Regions from separate parts of the Homo sapiens genome. Here region 1 is linked to region 2. Evidence: chromatin loops called from intact Hi-C (ENCODE). Cell type or tissue: heart right ventricle. All regions are shown on one strand.

Evidence for each region. A loop is a pair of places that touch in the nucleus more often than their neighbours do. Peaks named below come from ENCODE experiments on the same cell type or tissue, not always from the same donor. Only the 100,000 strongest peaks of a DNase experiment are listed, where the experiment ranks them.
Region 1: a loop joins it to region 2, with 2.7 times the contacts of the local background. A loop is called at or near these places in 6 of 110 quality-filtered maps.

Annotation. Positions count from the first base shown.
Region 1 is chr9:121,442,830-121,450,829 of GRCh38, forward strand. All of the region lies in intron 3 of LOC102723324 (a long non-coding RNA gene), which reads left to right. It also overlaps a transcript of GGTA1 not described here. Among named protein-coding and RNA genes, the nearest start is that of GGTA1, 53 kb to the right of the region's middle. In heart right ventricle, a CTCF peak has its summit at 3,351 (motif pointing right); a DNase peak (open chromatin) is centred at 7,509; H3K27ac peaks cover 1,577 bases.
Region 2 is chr9:121,524,921-121,532,920 of GRCh38, forward strand. It overlaps LOC107987016 (a long non-coding RNA gene), which reads right to left. Exons shown (of 2, transcript XR_001746560.2): 2 at 3,728-4,999. Among named protein-coding and RNA genes, the nearest start is that of GGTA1, 29 kb to the left of the region's middle. In heart right ventricle, no CTCF peak of the experiment used is centred here; DNase peaks (open chromatin) are centred at 2,758 and 4,861; H3K27ac peaks cover 2,489 bases.

The sequences.
Region 1 (8,000 bases), 82 kb before region 2:
CTGGATCAGCACTCTTTCAGATCTCAGACATTCACCAGTGGATCCCTACTTGACTCTTTTCTTTCCTTAAAAGGTATGTATAGTGTGTTACACATTCACTTTCTATGACTTTTCACGCTTGTTAATATGCAATCATGCCAGTGTTATTTGTTTATGTTAGGCACATTTAACAAACAGTACATTACATTAAATAAGTGCTTGTAAGTACTGCCATAGTTGAGGTTCCTGATAGTGGTGGCTTTGGCTAAGAGAGAGCAAAGAGGGACAAAGAGAAATCCTTCAGGCCTTGAACACATTTTTCCCCTTTTGGCTGAATGTGGTTCCCAGATTTGAGGTGGAGTGGAAGGAGCAAGTATGGTTTGTTCCTTCCACCTACTCCTCTGCCTGATCACACCTCCTGAAGCCCCGCCCTGATATAACCGCTCAGTGCACGGCCATGGTGCTTACATCAGCCCTCCATGCACAATGTAAAGATAAGAATGATAACAATGTTTTATTTTTTGAAACAGGGTCTCTGTTGCCCAGGCTGGAGTGCAGTGGCACGATCTCGGCTCACGTAACCTCCACCTCCTGGGTTCAAGTGATCTTCCCACTTCAACCTCCTGAGTAGCTAAGACTACAGGCACACACCACCACACCTGGCTAATTTTTGTATTTTTTATAGAGACGGGGTTTCGCCCTGTTGCCAAGGCTGATCTCAAACTCCTGGAGTCAAATGATCCACCTGCCTTGGCCTCCCAATGTGTTGGGATTATGGGGGTTAAGCCACCGTGCCTAACCGATTTTTTTTAACATGGTGCTTTTAAACTTACTTAATGCATTTGGGGCAGGTTTCATGCATAAAAAGTGGGAGATGGTAGAGGCCTGGGAAGATATATAGTTGTGCTTTCCATGATATGAAACATGGCCCTCTGAATGCACTGTCAACACATCTGTCCTGTGAGTTTCCCTGCTTTGAGCCTCAGTTCAGTCACTTACCACTTACAAAAAGTTACTTGATGGGAGAGCTATTTCTCCAGTCTACTCCTTGATGTCAACCCTCCAAGTTGGGGTATGATGGGCTGAGGAACGCTGAGGTTTACACTAGCTAAGCAGTGGGACCAGCTGATGACCGACTGTCCTCTGATGAAGCCCACATCAGTCACCTACCACTTACCACTTGAGCCGAGTTCGAGGTTGCGGCCACATGAGCCATAATTACACCACCACACTCCGGCGTGGGCGACAGAGTGAGACCCTGTCTCAAAAACAAACAAAAATTTGGGAATCCCAAGTCTGTTCTATTTTTGTAATAGTGGACACATTTTCAGAAGGGCATGAGGACTTTCCCGAGTCTAAAAGCTTTCTGGACCTCATCTTCCTCTTTTATGAAATGAGACTAATTCTCCACTATGAGGTAATCATGCCCTGTTGCATATTCAGTGCATCTCACTAAATTAGCCTGGTCATCTTTAAATTTTTTAGTATAAGTACACCTGCTGGAAATCCAGACTTTCCCACTTGACCAGATATATTCCCCAGAGGTCAGGACTAATAATCCCCAGATATGGTGATGGCATTGTTTTCTTCCTCTGCCCTGATGCCCCACCCTGAGCTTCAGGGGCAAGCCTTTCCCTAATGATTCTTTCACTGGCAGTTCATTATTTCAGCGCATTGCTGTGGAAAGCTCTATATAAGTATTTGTTGCTTAAAAGTTGGGGAATCCCTTGGACGGGCATGGTGGCTCACGCCTGTAATCCCAGCGTTTTGGGAGGCCAAGGCAGGAGGATCACTTAAGCCCAGGAGTTTGAGACCAGCCTAGGCAACATAGTGAGACCACATTTCTATAAAAACGTTTTTTTCTTAATTAGTGGGGCGTGGTGGTGCCTGTAGTCCCAGCTATTCAGGAGGCTGAGGTGAGAGGATCACTTGAGCCCAGGAGGTCGGGGCTGCAGTGAACCATGATCACACCACTGAACTCCAGCATGGGTGACAGAGTGAGACTCTGTCTCAAAAACAAACAAAAATTTGGGAATCCCAAGTCTGTTCTATTTCTGTAATAGTGGACACATTTTCAGAAGGGCGTGAGGACTTTTCTGAGTCTGAAAACCTAAAATTCTCTAATTGACAATTTTGAATATCTTTGGGAGGAAATGCACAATCCATGACCAGACCAGAATATACTGAGAAAGTAATTTATTTAATTGTAAATTGGGACATTTTTTAAAAAGTTTAGTAATAACGATTAACAAGATTATGAATTTGTCCATTGGGGATTTAAACTTTAATGAAGTTTTTTAAAAAAATCAAGAAATTCCTTTAAAAGTAAACATTAGTCCTTTGCTCTAAACTTTCAGGCTAGATCATTTCTTTGGGTCAGGACTTAAAAACCCTTAAGCTCTGCCTACTCCAGACTGAATCCAAGACAACCTGACTAATAGAGAAGCAGGAGTCTTAACTGATGTGTGATCTACTTTTTCAAAGCCCTGCTTTTTCCTTTTCAAAGCCCACTAATTCAGGGTTTTTGTTTTGTTTTGTTGGATGTGAGATTTTCTGGCAAAAAATGAAGTAGGAGGCACGGTGAAATGGTCGAGAAAAATCTAAGTTTCATTTTATCAAAGAAGCTCATTGCAGTATACATCAGGCTAGTGCAATGGCTCTTCAAATAAATTGCTTGAAAATGGAAACAAATGACCGAGACTGGAACACAAGCAAAACATAAATATACGTGCATAGGTACACACTGTCTCCTAACTCCCTTTACATTGATTTGGTTAACTTTAAATAATATGTAGGATTTCACAGCTTCTCTTAGAGAAGGGAATTGAATGTTAAGCTGTTCAGTCATGATAACTAGATCTTCCATTGTTATGGCTCATGCTTCTGTTACCAAATCAATTAGCCATTTTGCCAAGTATGTCTAATTATTACACTTCTATAGTGCAGATGGAGCAGGAGAGAACAAGAGGTTACTTGATGGGAGGGCTGTTTCTCCAGTCTACTCCTTGATGTCAGTCCTCCAAGTTGGGGTATGATGGGCTGAGGAACCCTGAGGTTTAGACTAGCTAAGTGGTGACCGAGTGTCTTCTGATGAAGCCCACATCCTAGAAACAGAACTGCTTGCAAGCCTCTTCAATCCACTGCAGGCCTTTGCCTTCTCTGACACCATCCACATCTCTTTACCAAGGATTTGAAGATGCAAGTTGCAGAGTCTGGTAGACTGAATACCACTTAGGCAACACAAGAAACATCTTCCGTTCAAGTCCCTGAACATAGGGTCAATGAGATTGGAAATCACCCACACTTCCTCCCATTCAGTACCTGGATCTGTGATGTATTTAAGCACCAACCCCATACCCTAAGTGCCCTCAGGGTGGCACTGCCCCACAGTGATTGGCTCCTCTCTTCCACTCTCTCTTCGCTATTTCATGGCAAACTCATGTCAAGGCTTTGTTTTGACTTCATGCTGGGCACCTTGGCTCATTCAGGTTCCTTGGGACTCTGATCACACACCACCATGATATCTACTGGGACACTCCACCAATCTTTCGCACAGAAGCCAAACAACATCCAGATGAGAAAAGGACGGACTACAGATGGTCTGAAGCAATCTGCTATTGAAGCTTTTTGAGGATTGCCAAGGCAAATGGTGTCTTTACTGAGAGTTCTGCTGCACAGTAACTCCATGTTGCTTTAGACCCATCAGAAATAGGCAGACATTGAACTCAAGGGACAACCCCTTACAATCATATCTTGCTGCCAAACGCTTCCCTTAGCACCCTTTTCTCCAGATGTCATCTGGCATGTGTAGAGTGTTTCTGGCTTTATCTCTGCCTATGACAAGTTATTTTTGGTTCAGTTGATAGTATTTCCCCCAAACCCAGAATAGATAAGAAATCACTGGGAATTTATATCTGATTGCCCTAGATTCATTCTTCCACATTACAAAGCCCCAAGTTACAAGGAGGAATGGTATGTTTTTGCCCTGTTGGTGTTTCATTAGTATTTTTTGAAGTTAAAATTAAGTGTTACTTTTCTGAGGAAGTAGCCAGAATATTTCTCTCTTAAATTCAGAAATCTACTGGCACAATTTGAAGTCAGACATTATTTCTAACCAAATTATACTCTTTTGTCTGCCACGATCACTTGACAGTTTTAATATCTGAAGGCAGGCCTATATGATAATCCCAGCAGTATTTTAGGGATAAGATTTTAGAGGGTTTATTGAGAAGGAAATACTTGTTTAGGTGGCTTTCATCATGCCACTTGGCTTCTATGTCATTTTTCTTGTCCAGGAGGATTCCCTTAAAGCACTCCTGGGTGATGTTGAGAACCTGAATGGGTGTTCCTCCAGAAATGGCTGCATGGTAATAAAAATCCCCTGGCCAAATGGAATGTATCCTGCTGACTCTTTCCACCTCTCCTAGGTAAAGTCATAGGGATCTGCCTTGTACCGCCAGCCTGTAGCTGAGCCACTGACTGGCCTAGGGTCTCCACCCCAAAATGGTCTTGGAAGACCTGGTCCACATCCATGCAGAAGAGGAAGTCGACCTCGTGTTGGATGTGGGCCAAGATGTGCTCCCCAGTGATCTTCATACGCATCATGCTGATGTCTTGCCACCTCTTCTCTGGCTTGACCTCAAACATTTTGAAGGAATGCAGAGGACCCAGCTCTATAAACGGCAGCTTGGAGACATCATCCACCATGATGTAAAATATGACTTTGTGGCCAACCATGAAGTACCTATTAGCAGATGTTATGAACTCCTCCAAGTAATGATCATTATATCTGAAACAAAGAAGAAAAGCAAAACATTTATCCTCTGGGATTCCTGAAAGAAACCACAAGCTGAAAAAACCCACATGTGGGTTTCCTGAAAGAAACCACATGCTGGGATTCCTGAAAGAAACCACGTGATGTAAAATCATCTTGTCTATATTTTATGGTTAGTAGGAGAATGATTTCTCCTACCCCAGGTGTGTTTTCATGTTAGTGTAATACCCCGGCTACTCTCCACCATTCAGTCACTCAGTCCGTGGGGAGCTGGAATGACTTATCTCACTGCCAATTTTGGAAGAGCAACTAGAACTAGACATGCACTACCCTATCCTTCCTCTCCTCTGGCTCTTAGGAGCCAGCCAGTCCAAGAGAGCATGTGTTCTCAACTGCTCTGGGTTTTACAGGAAGCTTAGTACAGGATCTATTCTCACATCCAGAGGCCTGTAGGTGCCTGGATGCTTAAGTCTTTCTAACTCTGGGGGTTACATATTTAGGAGGCCCAGGGTTTGCAGATATAAGCCACATTCTCCAATATCAGCTTTAACTATAATGAAAGTAATATTTACCACCCTCTGCCTTCCTTACCCCTTTGTCCAATTTACCAATTGGTTCAGATTTTGGACAGTCAAAGGGGGTACTAGTTCTTGATCTCCATTCAAAAGCCCTAACATAAACCCCAATGTTGCTACTGCCAGACCAGATACAAGGGTGATGTGACCCTTGGATCCACTGGGGATGCATTAAGCCCAAACAGCAGCACTCTCTTGTCCTCTGTGATACAGAGAATGAGTTATGAGATCTAGATCTGCCTTCATGTTACATAGTCATCCTATGAGCCTCCCACTAGTCACTTAAAACACCAATCCATTGTCCACACACCATCATCCAAAATACTAGTCCATCCGAATACTAGAATGAGCAACTTCTGATTTAACCTTATTTTAACTACTTTATCTTAAAAAAAGGACTATGTTAGCAGTAAGCCACATTCGGTGGCTGAGTAAATGTAGATGAAAAGAGAAGATAAAAAAATTAAAAGAAATTTAAAAAAGGAAAAATAAGGACTATTTTTTTAGAGAAGTTTTATGTTCACAGAAAAATTGCGCCAAAAGTACAGAGTTCTCATATACCTCCTGCTCCCACATTTGCACAGCCCCACCCCTCCACTATCAACATCCCTGCACCAGAGTGATACATTTGTTACAATCGATGAAGCTACACTGACATATCACTATCACCCAACATCCATAGTTTACATTAGGGTTCACTCTTGGTGTGGTACATTCTAAGGGTTTAACAAAAGTATAATGACATGTATCCACCATTATAGTATCATACAAAATAGCATCACTGCCCTAAAAATTCTCTGAGCTTTGCTCATTAATCCCTGCCTCCCTGAACAACCCTGAACAATCACTGACCTTTTTACTGTCTCCATAGTTTTACCTTTTCCAGAATGTCATATAAGCACACAGCATGTAGCCTTTTCAGTGTGGCTTCTTTTACTTAGTAACATATCTTTTCATGACTTGATAGCTCATTTATTTTTAGCATGGAATAATAGTCCATTGTCTGAATGTGACTTAGTTCATTTTTCTATTCACCTACCAAAGGACATTGTGGTTGCTCTCAAGTTTTGGCAATTATGAAATAAAGCTTCTGTAAATATCCATGTGCAGGTTTTTTTGTAGACATAAGTTTTTAACTCATTTGGGTGAATACCAAGGAGTACGATTGCTGGATCGTGTGGTAAGAATATATTTAGTTTTGTAAGAAACTGCCAAATTGTCTTCCAAAGTGGCTGTACCATTTTGCATTCCTACCAGCAATGAATAAGTGTTCCTGTTGCTCCACATCCTTGTCAGCATTTGGTGTTGTCAGTGTTTTGAATTTTGGCCATTCTAGTAGGTATTTAGTGGTATTTTAACTATTCATCTATTCATTTGAAAAGCATTGCACGCCATCTCCCATTGCCGGGCACGGTGGCTCACGCCTGTAATCCCAGCACTTTGGGAGGCCGAGGCGGGTGGATCACAAGGTCAGGAGTTTGAGACCAGCCTGGCCAATATGATGAAACCCCATCTCTACTAAAAATACAAAAATTAGCTGGGTGTGGTGGCTTACACTTGTAGTCCCAGCTGCTTGGGAGGCTAAGGCAGGAGAATTGCCGGAACCTGGGAGGCAGAAGTTGCAGTGAGCTGAGATGGTGCCACTGCACTCCAGCCTGGGTGACAGAGCAAGACTCCATCTCAAAAAAAAAAAAAAAAAAAAGAAGAAGAAGAAGAAAAGAAAAACATTTTATTGGTGTCTTCTGTAAGCCTAAGCTATAGACTATTTGTGAAGCTATGCTATGGAGATTACCAGGAAGAGGAAGAATAAGCCAGTTGGCTTAATACAACTTGACCAAACCCTAAACACACGTGGACTGAATTTAATGTGCTGATCACACTACTGGCCAATCATGGTGTTTTGTGAGTAAAGTGAATGGCACTTCTTTTCGCTTTTTGTTGCTGCTTGGATTCCCTTTATTTGTTACCAAAATAAAGTGTGCTTTTAATGTTGGCATGTGGTAATCCAAGGGTTTATAGTATTGATTCTTTAAATGAAGAGAATATATCTGAGGAATATAAAAAGGGACTTCAGTGTGGCTCTGTGGCTAGTGGCCAGGAAATCCTTCAGTATTCTGGGACTTCGAGAAAAATCTATTGTGCCCTGAAGCTTGGGAAACAATACTGGGGTGGGGTGGCGGGGGGGTGGTTTAGTACAGGAGAGATTCATTTTGAGGTTTCACATTGTTTAGAGATTAAAGCACTGCAGTTGGCTCCATGCATTGTTGCTTGAAAACAAACCAAACATTACACCTCCTAAAAGTCCAAATCCACTTGTAAAGATTTATTGCTGCTGAGTACAAACAGTCCTCCCTTGTCTCAGAGCTGAGGGCAGAATGCTTTCACCAGGATGTGCAATTTACAGTTTAGTTGTGCAGAGTTGGAACTGGATGGCTGAAGCCATTGTGGGGCATTGGGCAACGTTTTGTTCTTTTTGGAAACACCAGGATCAAATCAATCTGCAACGTGGCTGGGTTATCCCCTTTTGTGCCAAAGGATTAGGTGAGCTGGGTGGTTCACCTAATCTAATTAGGTGGCTCCCAACCTATATGAGTAGAGATTCTTCTGGTAAACATGTCAAAACTCCACAGTCACCTTTCTCTGTTAGAGAGACCACATAGGTCCCTAGGATC
Region 2 (8,000 bases):
TACAGAATTTAAAAATATATATACGTGCTGACATGTGCATAAAGCTTTTTTTTTTCTGGGAAGAATCACAAGAAATTATCAACAGTGGGGAAAAGATAGTTGGGGGAAGAGACAGTTTTCATTATATAACTGTACTGTCTGCATTTTCCAATTTTATTTATGTATTTATTTTGTTTTTTCTTTTTTTGAGACAGCATCTCACTCTGTCATCCAGATTAAAGTGCAGTGACATGATCATTGCTCACTGCAGCCTCCACTTCCCAGGCTCAAGCGATCCTTCTACCTCAGCCTCCTGACTAGCTGGGACTACAGGCTCGTGCTACCATGCCCAGATAATTTTCGTGTTTTTTTGGTAGAAATGAGAGTCTCACTTTGTTGCCCAGGCTGGTCTTGAACTCCTGGGCTCAAGTGATCCTTTTGCCTTGGCCTCCCGAGGTGTTAGGATTACAGGTGTGAGCCACTGTACCCGGCTGGTTTTTTCTTTCAATGCTTTAAATATTTCACTCTCTTGTTGACATGATTTCTGACAAGCAGAAACACTAAAAATTATACAAATTATACAAAGAGTTCCCATGCACCCTTCACCCACATTGATGCTCCTTTACCTCTAGATGCCTCAGTCTGTATTTCCCCCAAAAAATAACCGCAGGCTAGTGACTAAATCAGGAAATTAAGGTCGATACAGTTCTGTTGTCTTCCACAGACCCTCATCATATTTTCCCTGAATTTACCCTCATCATATTTTCTCTGAATCACACCTTGGGTTAGTTATTGCTTCTCTTTAGTCTCCTCTAATCTGGACCACCACACCTGGCTATTTTTTGTTTGTTTGTTTTGAGATGGAGTTTCGTTCTTGTCGCCCAGGCTGGAGTGTAATGGCGCAGTCTTGGCTCACTGTAACCTCCGCCTCCCAGGTTCAAGCGATTCTCCTGCCTCAGCCTCCCAAGTAGCTGCGATTACAGGCACCCACCACCATGCCTGGCTAATTTTTTTGTATTTTTAGTAGAGATGGGGTTTCACCATGTTGGCCAGGCTGATCTTGAACTCCTAACCTCAGGTGATTCTGCCTGCCTCAGCCCCCCAAAGGGCTGCAATTACAGGAGTGAGCCACTGTGCCTTGGCCAACGCCCAGCTAATTTTTGTATTTTTTGTAGAGACAAGGTTTCACCATGTTGCCCAGGCTGGTCTTGAACTCCTAAGCTCAAGCGATCCACCTGCCTTGGCCTCCCAAAGTGCTAGGATTACAGGTGTGAGCCACTGCACCCAGGCTTTGATAGGACTCTTGATAAAGGTTGGCCAGGTTAGTCAGATGCCAAGAGGAGGGATTTTCAATAAGCAGACCTAGCAGGATTCCTGCTCCAATTGGATTCTGCAAGGACAGAAAGGGAAGCCCAAGAAAGTCCTAATCAAGCAGAGAACTCAGAGGAGCTTGACTAATATTTTGGTCAAAGGAGTGAGTCTTTGCCAATATAATCAGAGTTATTTCAAAATTTTTATCTGATAATTCCTTATTCTGTTTTATATCTGAGTCTGGTTCTGATGCCTGTTTTGCCTCTTCATGCCGTGTTTTTTTCTTGCCTTTTAGCAGACCTTGTGATTTGTTGTAGAAAGCCAGCCATCGAGTATCTGGTGGTAGGAACCCAGGTAATGAGGCTTTTAGTGTGAGGTTTCATGTTAATCTACTGAGGAGTCGGGCTGTCTGGAATGTTTCCTGCAGCTGTAGGTGCCACAGGCTTCAAATAAATTCCTCTAGTCCCTCCTTGTTGTTTTTCCTGTTGTCTTTGGTTTGCTAAGAATTCTTTTTTAAAATATTTTTTCATTAAAAAATGTTTTTGGCTGGGCACGGTGGCTCACACCTGTAATCCCAGCACTTTGGGAGGCCGGGGTGGGCAGATCACTTGAACCCAGGAGTTTGAGACCAGACTGACCAACAGGGTAAAACCCCATCTCTACTAAAAACACCAAAATTAGCTGGGCATGTGGTGGCGGCCTGTAATCCCAGCTACTCAGGAGGCAGGAGAATGGCTTGAACCTGGGAGGCAGAGGTTGCGGTAACTGATTGCACCACTGCACTCCACCTGGGCAACAGAGTGAGACTCTGTCTCAAAAAAACAAAAATAATAAAAGTAAACACTTTTTTTCAAGACAGGATCTTACTCTGTTGTCCAGGATGGAGTACAGTGATGCAGTCTCAGCTCACTGCAGCCTCCACCTCCTGGGCTCAAGCCATCTTCCCACCTCAGTCTCCTGAGTAGCTGGGACCACAGGTGTGCCCCGGCATGTACCAGCTGGGACCACAGGTGTGCACTGGCTAATTTTTTAATATTTTGTAGAGATGGGTCTTGCCATGTTGCTATGCATTCCAGGCTGGTCTTGAATTCCTAGGCTCAAATGATCCTCCATCTCAGCCTCCCAAAGTGCTGGTGATGGCAGTGGTGGCCTGTCTAGAGAAACCGCTGTCGTGACACTGGCTACAGTGGGTGAGGTGCGGCCGGCGCTGCATACTCCATGGAGCCAGTGGGGGCTGGGGGCTGGGGGCTGGGAGCAGACAGGAGCCCCACCCTTCCAGGCGCAGCGGCAGCTGCCCAATCCGTGGCTGTGGACCCAGGCATTTCTGTACTCTCGGGGGCCTGGGAAGACACCCCCTTCCCCCGCAGGCTTGGAAGTTCCTGCTCCCGTTGCCTGGCCTCTCCTTGATCTTGGAGTGAGGTTGGGGCTGAGCCCAGGCGCTGTCACAGCCCGGCCGGGTGTGGGTACACTTGGTGCAGTGCTGACACACAAGCCGCCTGCCACCTCAGCCCCTTCCAGACTTTGAACACCGATGAGCAGGGGAGGGAGGCCAAGGAGGAGCTGAGGGTTCGTACCCTTCCTCGGAGGGAAGGAAGTGTGCACCAATTGGTCCATGAGCGGCCATGAGTGGGCCTAGAAAAAGCACCACAAGTTCCCACTCCTTTCCATGGGACTGGCAGCCCAGCCCCCAGGCTTCAGGCCCTCCCTGGCTTGAAGGTGGGGCCTCACCAGGGACCTGCCTTCTCCCACCCAGGAGCCTGTCTGCCTCCTGCTGCCATTCATGGCGCCCAGTCTGTTCATGCCAAGGGGCCTGTAATCCTAACACTTTGGGAGGCTGAGACGGGCAGGTCACCTGAGGTCAGGAGTTTGAGACCAGCCTGGCCAACATGGTGAAACCCGGTCTCTACCAAAAATACAAAAAATTAGCCAGGCATGGTGGTGGGCACCTGTAACCCCAGCTACTCAGGAGGCTGAGGCAGGAGAATCGCTTGAACCTGGGAGGTGGAGGTTGTAGTGAGCCGAGATTGTGCCACTGTACTCCAGCCTGAGCAACAAGAGTGAAACTCCGTCTCAAAAAAAAAAATTTTTTTTTAAATTTTCCTTTTCAAAAATTTATAATTTTGTTTAAAAAAGACCAAGGTCTCTGTCACCCAGGCTGGAATGCAATGGCGTGATCATAGCTTACTACAGCCTTGGATTTCTGGGCTCAAGAGATCTTCCTGCCTCAAGAAAATTTTTTTTAAACATTATTTTTCTTTTCAAGAATTTATACCTTTTTTTTAAAAAAAAAACCAAGGTCTCACTCTGTCACTCAGATTGGAGTGCAATGGTGTAATCACAGCTCACTGCAGCCTCAAACTCCTGGGCGCAAGGAATCCTCCCTCCTCAGCTTCCCAAGTAGCTAGAACCCCAGCCACATACCACCACACCCACCATGTCCAACTAAGTTTTTATTTTTTGTAGAGATAGGACCTTGCTATATTGCCCAGGCTGTTCTCAAATTCCTGGCCTCAAGTGATCCTCCCACCTTGGCCTCCCAAAGTGCTAGGATTACAGGCATGAGCTACCTGCTGGTAGATCACTTCTGGTTGCTGTTATCTGTAAACTAAGAGGTTTCTGCCCTGGAGGCATTTGCAGTCTGGAGGGGGAGATAGAGGGTAAACCTGTAATCCTGTCTGTAAGTAAATGCTACAAATTGCAAGAGGTGCTGAGAGGTGCCACAAGAAAGTCTCCAGGGGAACCTTGAGGCAGAGAGAGGGTCTTGGCTGGCAGCAGTGACTGCTCAGTGGGTGTCTGCAGAAGGTTCAGGCAGAGAGGAAGGGTGGAGGGGCCAACATTGAGAAGCCAGGAAGCCTCAGACTTTCCAACTCCCTGGCCAGAGCATGGCCCTCTGGCCTTTATATTATCCCTGTTCAGTCATTCTCACCCTTAGCTTCATTTGACAACTCTGCTGCATCCACTTGGGTGGTTGAGTTGGAGCCATTTTCACCAGGCAGATGCTGTCTGGGCTGGATGACTGTCCTCCTCTCTGAATAAAGTTGCTTGGGCCTGGTTGGTGATTCTAGGAGAAGAAACCTACAAACAGTGTTCTGATCACAGGTCCTGCTGCCACCAGCCTCAAGAAAGGTAAGTGATGATCAGAGCCAGAGTCCTGTTTGCTGCTAGATATCCTTGTGTGTGTGAATCACTCTCCTTGATCGCACACCCTGTGTGATAAGCATTATTATCCCCATTTTACAGACAAGAAAACTGAGGCAGCTAGAAAGGGCAGCAATTCAGACTCAAGTGTCCTAACTTTAGGTCTGAGCTCCACCCCCAACACTCCCACCAAGGTCACCAATGCTGACCCAATGTGACAAAGCCATGCGTCCTGTGGCCTCAGCTGCCGGCATCTGTCCCAGATGTACACACAGATGCTGTTGGTGATTTAATGGCAGGCCCATTGGAAATTTGGCTTGGAGCCTCCATTGTCTCTGCATTTTGTAACCTGGTCCTGGGCAGGGGGCTGGCGGTGGAGGCCACTTTTCGTGGGAACTCAGGCAAGGAGGAAGTGTGAATCGTCAGACCGGGACCCAGGCCAGGAGAGTGAGAAGAAAGCTGGGGCCTTTGCCAAGGCCCAGGGCCCTCGGGAGCTTCCAGCTGGATGGGGCCTTGTGGGCTGAGCCAGATGTGAACCAGGAACGGCACAGAGTTGCTGGCGACTCATTGACTGCAGGGGAGAGAGACAATGAGTAAGCTGACATGACGGTCCAGAGGGTGGAGTTGCCATCCAGGCACACAGGGGCCTCCCTTCACCCAGGAGAGCAGCTGATCCATTTTGAGGGAGCAGAGAGGAATCTTAGAGGAGGGACTCCTAGTGTGTCCTGACACCCAAGAGATGAACAAAGATGGACTGGGGGAGAAGGGAGAATGGCCTTTCTGGTGGAGGAAACAGCAGGAATAAAGGGCATATCAATGAGGAAATGTCTAACCCATTTGGGGAGCTTCTTTTTATTTTTTTAATTTTTGAGACAGGGTCTTGTTCTGTCTCCTAGGCTGGAGTGCAATGGCACAATCTTGGCTTACTGCAGCCTCAACCTCCTGGGCTCAGATGATCCTCCTACCTCAGCCTCCTGAGTAGCTGTGACTATAGGCTTGTGCTACCATGCCCGGATTTTTTTTTTTTTTTTTTAAGATGGAGTCTCGGCCGGGCATGGTGGCTCATGCCTGTAATCCCAGCACTTTGGGAGGCTGAGGAGGGCAGATCACGAGGTCAGGAGTTTGAGACCAGCCTGGCCAACATGGGGAAACCCCGTCTCTACTAAAGATACAAAAAAATTAGCTGGGCGTGGTGTTGCACATCTGTAATCCCAGCTACTTGGGAGGCTGGGGCAGGAGAATCACTTGAACCCAGGAGGTAGAGGTTGCAGTGAGCTGAGATCATGCCATTGCACTCCAGCCTGGGCGACAGGGCGAGACTCCATCTTAAAAAAAAAAAAAAATGGAGTGTCACTTTGTCACCCAGGCTAGAGTGCAGTGGCACAGTCTTGGCTCACTGCAACCTCCACCTCTTGAGTTCAAGCGATTCTGCTGCCTCAGCCACCCGAGTAGCTGGGATTATCGGCTCGCACCACCACACTCAGCCAATTTTTGTATTTTTAGTAGAGACAGGGTTTCACCATGTTAGCCAGGCTGGTCTCAAACTCCTGACCTCAAGTGATCCACCTGCCTAAGCCTCCCAAAGTTCTGGGATTACAGATGTGAGCCATCGTGCCCAGCCTAATTTTTTTATTTTTTGTAGATACAGGGTCTCACCATGTTGCCCAGTCTGGTCTCGAACTCCTGGGCTCAAGCAATCCTTCTGCCTCAGCCCCCAAGTGCTGGGATTACAGGCGTGAGCTAACGTGCCCAGCCTAGGGAGTTTCATGTAGTCCAGTCTGTCCCAAATTTTACATGTGGAAAACAATGTGGCAAGTAATAAGTTTGGAGATATGGAAAGAGTGCAGGGAGTGGGAGGCCCCGATGCCAAATACTGCATGGGACGTACTCATACTAAAAAAAAAAAAAAAAAAAAAAAAAGGATTTCGTATTTATCTGAAATTCAAATTTAAGTGGACATCCTCTATCTTTATTTGCTGAATCTGACAACTCCAGCCTAGGGCCAATTTGGACCAAATTCCTAGGTAGTGGAAGTCATCAGAGGCTTTTTATTTTACTTTTTATTATTATTTATTTATTTGTTTGTTTTTTTGAGACTGAGTCTCACTCTGTTGCCCAGGCTGGAGTGCAGTGGCATGATCTCTGCTCCCTGCAACCTCTACCTCGGGGTTCAAGAGATTCTGCTGCCTCAGCCCCCCGAGTAGCTAGGATTACAAGCACCTGCCACCATCCCTGGCTAATTTTTGTACTTTTAGTAGAGATAGGGTTTCATCATGTTGGCCAGGCTGGTCTCAAACTCCTGACCTCAGGTGCTTCACCCACCTCAGCCTCCCAAAGTGCTGGGATTACAGGTGTGAGCCACTGCATTTGGCCCCAGTGGCTTTCAGAAGGGAGGTGACAGGATGAGATTTGCGTCTGAGCAGATGGTCAGCAGCAGGACTGAGGGGCAGGACCCAAGCGGGGGAGACCAGCTGGGAGACTGAGGCTGGGCTGAGAGACAGGCTGTGTGGAGGAAGAGTGGGTGGACTGGTCGGGATTTATTAAAGAGGTAAAGGCAGGCCGGGCGCGGTGGCTCACACCTGTAATCCTAGCACTTTGGGAGGCTGAGTGGGTGGATCACCTGAGGTCGGGAGTTTGAGACCAGCTTGGTCAACAAGTTGAAAACCCATTCTCTACGAAAAATACAAAAATTAGCTGGGCGTGGTGCTGGGCACCTGTAATCCCAGCTACTTGGGAGGCTGAGGCAGGAGAATTGCTTGAACCTGGGAGGCAGAGGTTGCAGTGAGCCGAGATTGCACCACTGCACGCCAGCCTGGGCGACAGAGCAAGACTCTGTCTCAAAAAAAAAAAAAAAAAAAAAGGTAAAGGCAGTGAGTCTTGGCAATTAATTGGGTGTGGAAATAGAAAATGGGCAGTCAAGTTTGACATCCAAGTTTCTGGGCCACTAGACAAATGGTGATAACTATTTTCTTTTTTTTCTTTTTTTCCTTTTTTTTTTTTTTTTTTTTTGAGATGGAGTCTCGCTCTGTCGCCCAGGCTGGAGTGCAGTGGCGCGATCTCAGCTCACTGCAAGCTCTGCCTCCTGGGTTCATGCCATTCTCCTGCCTCAGCCTCCCAAGTAGCTGGGACTACAGGCACCTGCCACCAGGCCTGGCTAATTTTTTGTATTTTTTTTTTAGTAGAGACAGGGTTTCACCATGTTAGCTAGGATGGTCTCGATCTCCTGACCTTGTGCTCCGCCCATCTCAGCCTCCCAAAGTGCTGGGATTACAGGTGTGAGCCACCACACCCGGCCTCTTTTTTCTTTTACTTTTTTTTTTTGAGATGGAGTCTTGCTCTGTCACCCAGGCTGGAGTGCAGTAGCACAATCTTGGCTCACTGCAATCTCTGTCTCCTGAGTTCAAACAATTCTCCTGCCTCAGCCTTTCGAGTAGCTGGGATTACAAGTATGTACCACAATGCCCGCCGAAGTTTTTTGTATTTTTAGTAGAGACGGGGTTTCACCGTGTTGGCTGGGCTGGTCTCGAACTCCTGACCTCAAGCGATCCGCCCACCTTGGCCTCCCAAAGTGC